2 separate regions of the Mus musculus genome follow, and region 2 is linked to region 1. A link is a contact called in ENCODE POLR2A ChIA-PET data. All regions are on one chromosome and are shown on one strand. Each heading gives the region's core, a stretch centred on a gene start or an enhancer-like site at or near the end of the contact. The rest is flanking DNA. Distances are from core to core; before and after follow the strand shown. Region 1 holds the start of Tkfc (triokinase, FMN cyclase). Region 2 overlaps Vps37c (vacuolar protein sorting 37C).

Evidence for each region. ChIA-PET counts read pairs that join two places held with the same protein, here RNA polymerase II (POLR2A).
Region 2: POLR2A ChIA-PET joins it to region 1 with 20 read pairs in Patski. The contact joins the enhancer-like site here to the promoter of Tkfc in region 1. POLR2A ChIA-PET finds 5 or more read pairs at or near these places in 2 of 5 experiments (Patski and embryonic stem cell).

What each region holds. Positions count from the first base shown.
Region 1 is chr19:10,602,429-10,607,151 of GRCm38, reverse strand. It overlaps Tkfc (triokinase, FMN cyclase), which reads left to right and starts at 2,894. Exons shown (of 17, transcript NM_145496.1): 1 at 2,894-2,984. The coding sequence starts at 2,982. It overlaps Ddb1 (damage specific DNA binding protein 1), which reads right to left and starts at 1,555. Exons shown (of 27, transcript NM_015735.2): 1 at 1,386-1,555; 2 at 159-307. The coding sequence starts at 1,446.
Region 2 is chr19:10,707,045-10,712,048 of GRCm38, reverse strand. Vps37c (vacuolar protein sorting 37C) reads right to left here. Exons shown (of 5, transcript NM_181403.3): 3 at 1,608-1,779; 4 at 696-778. Among named protein-coding and RNA genes, the nearest start is that of Vps37c, 21 kb to the right of the region's middle. Within about 2 kb of position 2,466, at least 2 of the 3 ENCODE cell types and tissues checked have a DNase peak (open chromatin) inside an H3K27ac peak, as active enhancers do.

The DNA.
Region 1 (4,723 bases), core at 1,645-4,144:
GCATTAACCCACAAGCTCCTTCAGGTTCTCTTCCCTAATAACTCTCTCCTTCTGGGATTCTGGTTACAGACTGCCATTCCCAAAGAGTTTCTACTTAAGCCTTCACCCATCCCATTTAAACTCTGCACCCAAGGGTTCCTTCAGGGCCCGTCCCTTACCTTGGGCCTGAAGAGCTCCATGACTGCAATCTTCCCGTACATTCCCACCTCTTTGACTGGCCGAAGACCCTCCGCAGTGACCACATAGATCTCTAATCTTGTGTTTTTAGCAATCAACAGGTTCAGATCTTCCGCTGAAGTAAAGTGTCCTGAAAGAAGAGAGCCTCTAACTTTGGAAGCTGGAGGATAGGCCTTTCAGGTACCTCTAAATAAATCTACCTAAGGACCTCGCCTCCTCACCAAATGAAGCACCTCAATGTCTTGCTTCACACACTCAACAAAGCTATAGTCTTAATCAGACTTTTAAAAATGTACTGTCGACTGGGCAACAACAGCCTGGCCTTCAACAAACTATGACCACGAAAATTCTTCGGATGGTTGTTGGGTTTTCCTTTCTAAATTACAACAGCAGACTGTAATTGACGCTAATGGAGAAAGCCTGTGTTTCCTTGAGTTCCCATCCAGAAAGATAAAGCGAAGAAAATTTCCCAGAGCCTTCAGTGTTGTCCTTTTATCTCCCAAGCAATCTACCAACACCACCCAGCCCTCTGTAGCTCTCTCTGAACAAGAAACTTTTGTTCTGAAATGATTAGCATTTACGTAAATACACGAATTTAAGTAGCTGAAAATATGAGTTCAAGATGAATGTTCTTTGGTTTGGGATGTAACTGCCGATAAAGAGCCACGCACACAAACAAGGCAAAGCTCGCACACTGACGGGCCAACCAAACCTTGTTCTCCAGCAGCGCCCTGGAGTAAACAACAGCCCCAGGCAAAAGGGTGGGTCTGGAGAGGGCCGGGGGGGGGGGGGTGCAGACATTGCTCAAATTCCTCAACCTCCTGGACATCCACCGGAAAATTATGAACTCAAAACTTGCCCCATTATCATCTCCCCTTTCCCCTGACCACATGGGGCAAGTTTGAAGACTCAATCAACCACGCACACAACTCACACTTCGCTCTCCGTCCCATCAGGCCTGGACCAATCCTCAATAACAAGTGACCTCCTATGAGCAAAAAAGGACCCAGAATAGCTGCTTCCGCTGCCCAAAAGGCGCGTGGTGGGAACAGCTCCTTTGAGATCGCGAGCTAAGGGGGACGTTCCGCGACTGCCAGCGCCTTCCATTCCCGGAGCCCAAGTTTTTGCTCCCGCCGCCCCTGGGGCCGCTGGCCTCCCTAGGCCTGGGATCCCTCCCTTGCCCGGGTCTCCGGCCGGGGCAATCTCACCGGTCACACAGCCGTTCACTGCAGTAGGCTTCTGCGCCGTTACGACGTAGTTGTACGACATATTGAGGCCTTGGGTTGGCCCGTGGGGCGCCTAGAGCGACGATAGAGAGACGGGCGCGAGCGAAGAGACTGAGAACCCCCACCCTCACGCAGCCAACTCCGTGGCTGCTGCCTCCGCCCCTGAGACACGTTGCAGGCCAGAGAGGCCAGGCGCAGAGGATCACGGGACGGCCTCACCTGGCCTCTTGGAGGACTTACGGAGCCCGAGGCGGCCAACCAAGCGAGGCCCCGCCCCCTGAGGTCCCGCCTTCTCCTAACCGCCAGAGGTCGCAGTACCCGGATGAGAGCGAGAGTACCGGTACGCAGGCAGAACTGGCCTCCTCTTTGGTCTGCTACGCCCTAAGTGGCCGCCTGCTGGCTTCCCAGCCCAGATCCGCGCCCCTTCCTCAGATTCTGCCTCCTTCCTTCCTCCATAGCTCCAGGCGTCCTCGGGGTTTTCCCTCTTTTAAAACAGGAAGGGCTGCGGAGGACTAGACTGGGGATAAGAGGTGACCATCTGTGCACATCCCAGAGTAGAATCGTGCTTTCCTTTGCTTAATTCTTCGAGCTCCTCCTGATCCCTCGAATGCCCTCAACTGACTTTAGAACAATCATCCCAGCCTCACACATCACCTGGGGGTGTGTTTGCTCACCTCTTTTAATTTCTCCAGAAACGAAAGGACTCTCCACTAAATTACTTGATAGCACTATTAGTGCCTCTACTGCGATACAAATTCTAAGCTCAAATACAACGCAGGAATTTCACAGGAAGAGCCTAAACACCCAGGTGACTAGTGCAATCAGCCCCGCAGATGCAGGTCCCAGGCTTCATCAGACAGCCTCCATGTCCCCAACCCCAAAGGAGGAGCAGCAGAAGCCTAGTCCTGAAGCATCTCCAGAATGCCGGAGGAGGAGAGCTAACTCCCTATTTTACAAATGAGGCAGAGATCAGTGTAGCTAGGTTTGAACCAGGTGGAACTGAAGATGATTTGTACCTCCCCAGCTGGCACTCGACTTGACTCTGGGAAACTGGTTGACTAAGGGGAAACATTAGGCTTTGTAGCAAGACTAGACATGGGCTCAAGTCCTAACTCTCAGCAACACAATCTTAGACAACTCACTAGAGCTTTCAGTCTGTGTTCCAGAAGTAAAATAGGATCACAGAGCTGACTCACTACTAGTGTGGCCAGCCAGAAAGGTAAAGGTCTTTGTACATTTTCTCCTTCCCAGCTTTAAGCTGGACATGATTCCAAACACTGCCTTCTGGCTAAGTGGGGGTGTGAACTTTGGTCAGTCCCCACGCTCCTCTCCATTCCTAGCCCACGAACTAGAGTTTGGACTTGGATCAAAGTCTGAGGCAGCTCCCTAATTCTTAAGGCACAGGCACGGGAGGCATGACATTGCCAATCGGCTGCCCATACCTTCAGCAACTCAAGTCCTTTCCACTCCTGCAGGTGCTGCTGTCTCTACTTCAGACCTGGTAGCAGTCAGGACCGTCCACCCGGCGGCATCTCAGAGCAGAAGTGTGAGCTCAGCTTGTTTCAGAACTTTCCCACCATGGTGAGTCCTGTGGGAGCCACAATAGAGGGACGACCATGGGGAACCCCACTCTGGACACCCGGACTCTCTCTAGTCCCCATCTGAGACGATGCTGCCTCTTGGGGTTCAGAAGACAAGAATTTCATTTTGTATCTCCAGCTTAATCCCCGTTCCCTTTCCTGTGGGCGGGGCACTGGGCCAAGCCAGGTCTGAGGTTAACCTGAGGCACCCTGAAACCCCTATGGCTAGGATCTCAGGCACGCATTTAGATCAGAACAACAAGTTACTTGCTGTGTGATAAGTCACTTTGCTAGTCAAGGAGGGAACCTGGAGGAATGATCGGGCCCTTGTTCCTCAGCCTGGGCATGTGTGGGCTGCTCCCAGAGCAGGGAACTGCAATGTGGGAGGCTCTCAGTGTCCCCGGGGTTTGCTTTAAAACTGATCTTGAACAGATCTGGGCTCGATTTCAGCCTCGTGCCCATCACTGTGTTACTACTATGCCAAAGGCTTCACTTCTCCGGGTCTCTCCTCTCGCCAACCTCATCTGCAGTATGGCAGACTAAGACCTGCTAGCACATGGCCTGGCCGCACAGTGTTGATCAGACTAGAATCCTAGTGGCCTAGTCTGTACCTCCCCTTTCTTGCCTTTCCTTTCCCTTGTGTTACTGGGAAACAGGCATGGCTCTGGTGCAGGAATGATTGGGAATCTCTTGGAGGGAGACTCAGTGATCCCTCTTTCCCCACCCTGTGCCTGTGACTTCAGCCACTTGGGAAAACAGCATGTGGCTGGGATGAACCTGGAGGGTCTAGGCACTGGCTGGCTGTGTGACTTTGTGCACAGTCATTTGTTGTGCTTCAGTTTTCTGCTGTTTGTACTAATCTTACCTCCAAAGGGTTATTGGGGAAATTAAATTAGACATATTCATACTTAGAAATGGGTCTGGCTCTTAGTGCGTAAGAAATGGAGCTCATTTTATTCTGCTTGTTGTCTGTTGACCTAGGCCACTCTCGTCATCCTTAAGTAGGTGTTATGGCCTTGGCCCTTGTTAAATGAAGGAAAGCCTGGCAGGAAGACATCAGCGCTTCATTTTGCATAAAGGCTCAGAAAAAAGAGGCAGGAAGTGTGTTTTGCGGAGACCTGGGTCAGGCTGCGATCACTAGGTGGCGCCAGCAGTCTCTTCTGGATCCACTTTGAGGCTCGCTCTTCCTGCCTCCTGAGGACAAAGGCTGCTGGCTACATCCCATCCCGGAACAGTTATTTAGCTAGCTCCAGCTTTTCAAAGCCTGTTCACAAAAGGGGCTATGGCACCTTTTTAGCGAGCTTTTCCCGTAACACTGGTATAAGCTCTGTAAATCACTGTTCCCAGAGGAAGAACTGAGCCCAGAACAGAGGTTTGCTCCCTGAGTTCAGGCGTGGTGTCCTGCTGACACTAGAGCCTGGGCACACGGCGACTCTGGTCTCTCTTACTGCACACGCTGTACAGACTCAGCTGGACCCAGAGGTATTCTCCAGGGTTTAGGTCAGCCTTTGCACGCCCTCTCTCCTAAGGAGGCCCATAGCTCACCGTGTAACTGCCCTGGCAGAATGCAGACATTCTAAAGAGACATTTCACCCCTTCCCATTAGCTATCAGACTGCTGAAATAATGCCTGCAACAAAGTGGAATTTTCCCAAGAATCTCAAGCTGGGGGAGGTAAAGACAGAGAGACAGAGGCCCTGACACTCACGAGGAGAAGCAGCCAGGAAGAGATTTCACATGT
Region 2 (5,004 bases), core at 1,217-3,716, 110 kb before region 1:
ATCTGTAAGTTTTAAGTAACTTTCGTTATAAGATACTGTTATAACTGGCCTATTATTACTTCCTGTTCACGTATGTGTATGTTTGCATGTATGAACACACATGAGTAAGGGTGAACACGCACACGTATACATGTGGAGTGGAGAGGCCACCGTCAGGTATCATTGCTCAGGCACTGTTCACCTTCTTTCCTGAGACAGAGTCTATTCCAAGCTCACCAATTCATCTAGACTGCCTGCAGAAACCCCAGGGGTCTGCCTGTGACTCCCGCCCACCCAGCACTGGAAAGGCGAGCATGCACAGCTTTGCCTGGATTTTTACATGGGTGTGGGGGTCAAAGCCAGGTCGGCATGCTTGTGTAGCAAGCACCCTGTCCCCTGGACTACCTCCCCAGCCTGTGGTTGCTGTTGTCAAGCTCTCACTGAGCCTGCTTTACACACTATATATTATCATAAGCATGTGTACAGGAAAACAGACTGTTGACACAGAAGAGAGTGCTGGCTGCTTTCAAGTGTTTACCGGGGCCTTAGAACGTGTTCCTATCCTGTCCTGCCATCAGTGTGTCTACCAGCACCCCAGTGCCATCTACTCAAGCCGCACTCCAAACCCTTCTGCTCTATGGTTCTTGGTCTCACCTGAGACCTGACTCCGAGGCCCACCACCGTTCAAGGGATTAGGATGCCACTCCCCACCTCACCTCAGACTCCTCCTCGATCTTCATGCCTTCGATCTGCAGAAGGTCCAACAAGGTCCCAGGCTGCAGTGCCGAGGAAAATTTCTCTGGAAGGAAGGGCAGAGAGGTCGACATTTCAAAAGCACTGCTTTAATTAAAGCTGAGGACCCTGATTTCAGGGAAGACATGTGACATGCCCTTTGTGTGCTTGGGCCTAGCCACTATAGATAGAGTCCCTGCTGCTGGTTCTGTGAGCACTCAGGACTCAGCCACAACAGGCCCCAGTGGAGAGAGAGTCCCTGCAGCTGGTTCTGTGGGGTCCTTTTGGTTCATGTAGGCGTTCACCATCTTGGTGAAGAGGAGCTGAGGGACAAGCTCAGGTCTTGGCCAAGCAGCTGCCAAGGGCACAGCCATCCAGGAAGCCTTCCTACCTCACAGGGCCTAGGTCAGCTCTGCAAGGCTCGGGGCTAAGTTGGCAGAGGCAGTGAAACATACTGACTGCCTAGATTCAAATCCCATTCCAGGGCTAGAGAGATGCTCAGCTCTTAAAGGCTATGCTTGCAAATCCCAACTCCATCTCACTCTGGTGGGATGACCTCAGGCAAGCCCTCGGCCGGCTCCAGCCTTGTTTTCCTCATCTATAAAAATAGTAAGTTCAGGACATTTTTAATACTATGAAAATTATCACCAGGGTATACAATAAATATAAATACTCAAACATTTAGACTAACTACAGTACCTACACTTTTGCTTATTTGCTTATTATCATGTAAAAACATGCAAAGCACAGTGGCTACAATGGCTGCTGGCCCTCTCCGATTCTGGGTATCTAAGCATCCTTAGTATTCCAGCTGCCTCCCTCGTCCTCCTTTGAACAGAAGTATCAATCAGCAGGGGAGATGGCCAGAGTGCTTGTCTGTGGTCGGCTGTCCCTACCCAGCTTGGCTTTCTGCTCCTGGCACCGCTCCACAAGCTTCCGCAGCTCCTGGTATTTGTCTGAGAGGTTAGAGCGGCTGATTTCCAGGGGACCTTGGAACTCCAGGTTCTGCTCTGCCAGGCTCCGGTTCGTGGCCAGTGCCATCTCTCGTTCTAACTGCAGGTCCTGAACCTAAGGAAAGCAGGACAACTGACAATGAGCTTAACTGTAACTGGTCAGCCTCCAGCAGGGGGTGCTCCTGGACTCACTGCTCAGCTTGGCGCTCAGCCCTCAACCAGTCACAGAAGCCTGGGTTTAAAGGCTATGCAGGCATTGTGACCCAGGTACCTCACCACATCCTGATCCGGAGAGCCTGTGAGAATGACACATGGGAAACAGGCAGCAAGGCTAACCACCTAACCACGGCTTCCCAATAGACAAGTACCTGCAAGTGGTTCTGTGCTGTGCAGGCCACAGCTGAAGGAGACCACTCCAGTGGGAGGGATGAAACCCAGAGTCCCCACCATTAGCCCCAAGTGAAAAAGACACATGGACACACACACCATGCATGCATACACATGAGAGGCTGCTAGGGAGAATGAAGGTGACCCAGGCCAGACCAGAAGCTAGAAATATCTGAGGTCCCAAAGGTATTAGGGAGGGAGGCCCTGTAGCCCAAGCCACTGAGCAGGACAGATATCCCCGCCTCCCAGGTCAAACAGCCCACAGAGCTATAGATAGTCCCTCAATGCTGCCTGCTGAAAATGCTTCCCTAGCCAGCAAAATGGAGCCCTCATGCAGGCCCCTTGTTAACTGCCAGTCAGGCAGAAGCAGCCTTGGAACCTTGCCCAGCGGGCTACCATCTGCTTCACCGAAAGGAGAGCTGGAGACAGGGCCACCATCGCATCGCAGTACCACATGGCACCAGCAGAGGGGGCTCAGCACTGGCCACAGAAGTTAGGGAACAGGTCAGGGCCAGCTTCCACGGGGACCGAAGGGATCAACAACACAGAGCTTCTCCTTCCACCTTGGCCAGCATGTGGCACACCAGGCCAGATGGGCTCCCACTAGAACAGCCCCAGGAAGCCAGGGGGCATCCTGGACAAGGGGTTTCCAGAAGAGCCACCCTGCTCTGACCCCTGCTCAGGGCCTCGAGCCCTGTAGTTACAGCAGGCTGCAGCCTATTGGAAAGAGGAGTGCTGCCAGTTACCTCCTGCACAGACAAGGGAGTCCGGGCTCAGGGTTAGAACCCCTTTACCTGGACTGCCTGCTGTCCAGCCAGAAACGCCATTGAGCCCCTGGACAAGCTCACTGGCACAGGAGCAGAGAAACTGCTATGTGTGACTGTTAGCCAAGGTGGCTGGAGGACGGCTCAACAATTAAGAACGCATACTGCTCATCTAAAGAATCCGAGTTCAGTTCCCAGGACCCACGTCAAGTGGCTCACACCATCTGCCACTTCAGCTCCAGGGGATCTAACAGACTCTCTGGCCTCCAAAGGCACTGCACCAAACATGCACAAACCCACACCAGACATGCCTATACATATAACAAAAAATACAGTGTTAAAAAAGAAAAGGAAAGAAAACGCCAGGGACACTTGTGTGGCCACCTCTGAGTGTAGGGCCTGCCCTTCCTGGCCACACCCTTGGCATCCTTACCTGTCCACGGCTTTTCCCTGGGTCTGAAGCACTACATCTGTGCTGTGCCACCCTCTCCCTACCCTGGAGCCCATCTCTTACTAACACCCTATGAGGCCAGGAGAGCTGCACAGCTCCCTCTCTACAGAGATGAACACTCCCACCACCTTTCTCTTCTGCCAGCCCCACATGACACAATTACTGCCTTACAGCTATGACAGACAGACAGATAGACAGACAGACAGCTAAAGGCTTTCTGAGAGAGTAAGTAGCTTGCCTTACTTTGTTTCTGTCTGTCCCACAGTGAGTATTTTTTCCCCTCAGAGAATTCAACTCATTTGCTCAAACATGGCTACAGAGAAGGTTCAATCTGCCCTTGGCCAGGAAGCTGCATCCCTTACATCTCCGGGAGGTTGTGCTTTTCCATAGGGCTGAAGGCTTGCTCAGCTTGGAAGCAATGAACTCCCAAGAGCTGGGCTTGCTTTTGCTGAGCTCCACTCCCTTCAGGGACAAGACTAGGAACCCCTTACCATCCTGTTGCTCACTGTTGGCTGAAGAAATACTTAGGGCTAAAAAGATGGCTCAGTAAGCAAAGATGCTTGCTGCTAAGCCTGACTGACCTGAGTTTGAACCCTTGGCTCCAAATGGTAGGAGAGAACCAACTCCTGAAAGCTGTCCTTTGACCTCCACACTTGTGATGTGGCATTCATGCACAGATATGTGTGTGCACAGAGATAGGACACAATAAAAAGAGGAGACCCTTGGAGTTCAATGGCAAACATCCAGCAACACAAAATCTAAGATGCAGAGACAGCTATCAGTGACACTCTTGTTCTAGATTTCAAAAAGCCTACGTGACACTCAGGGAATTCTGGATTTCAGAATGTCTTGGAATTTGTGGGTTTTTTTATATTGTGGATATCTAACTAGTAAATCTATGCAAAACATTTCAAGGGCCAAGACGTAGGAAATCTGCAAAGCTTACACCCCAGGAACCTGTGGTAAGGGACACTCAGCTGTGCGTGACTTTGCTCCTATGCTGCTGAAACCAGGCCATCCAACCTCAGGGCTGCAAGGTGAGTCACACAAAGACCTCTCCTACTCCCTGCCGTGAGGAGGCCTTTCCAACCCAACCCTGGGTCATCTCCAATCCAGCAGAGACGCCTGAGCAGGGCTGGGGAGCAGGTGGGGGAGCAGGTGGCAGCAGAAAGCACAGCAGAGGTGGATACAGGACCATGTGCACCCATGAAGCAGGGGTAAGGGTCCAGGGAGGCTGACCGGGATGCTAACTGGACAACTGCCTGTTCTTTAACACAGTGAATTCACAGAGCACACGTCACGTCTGCTCATCAGGAAAAAGGGCACACGTGAGTGACCATCAGAGGAGCCTACTGTGCTCCCGCCCCTCCCTCAAACAGATGCTTCCAGGCCAAGGACCAGCTGCAGCTGCTCTGGGGGTACCTATGGGTATTTCTAGCTGAGTGGCCACATCGAGTCACCTGACCTCCAGCTCACAGGAAGGTCACAGGAAATAATGACAGTGAGGGCCGAGTCAAGCTCTGTAAAGATAGCAGGGTGGTAAGGGCCCTGTGATTGGAAGCTGAGAGGTGGGGTGCTGGCTGCAGTGGAGAACACTATGAAACATGAGTGAGCATATCACTGTGGGGGAAGATGCCCCCCCTCTCCCTAGTGCATGAGGGAGCTGTCTCTAGGCCCACGCTGGAACGCTATGAAGACTCCTGGGCCAGTTGGGTCCCTGGCTGTCCTAGTCCAAGGT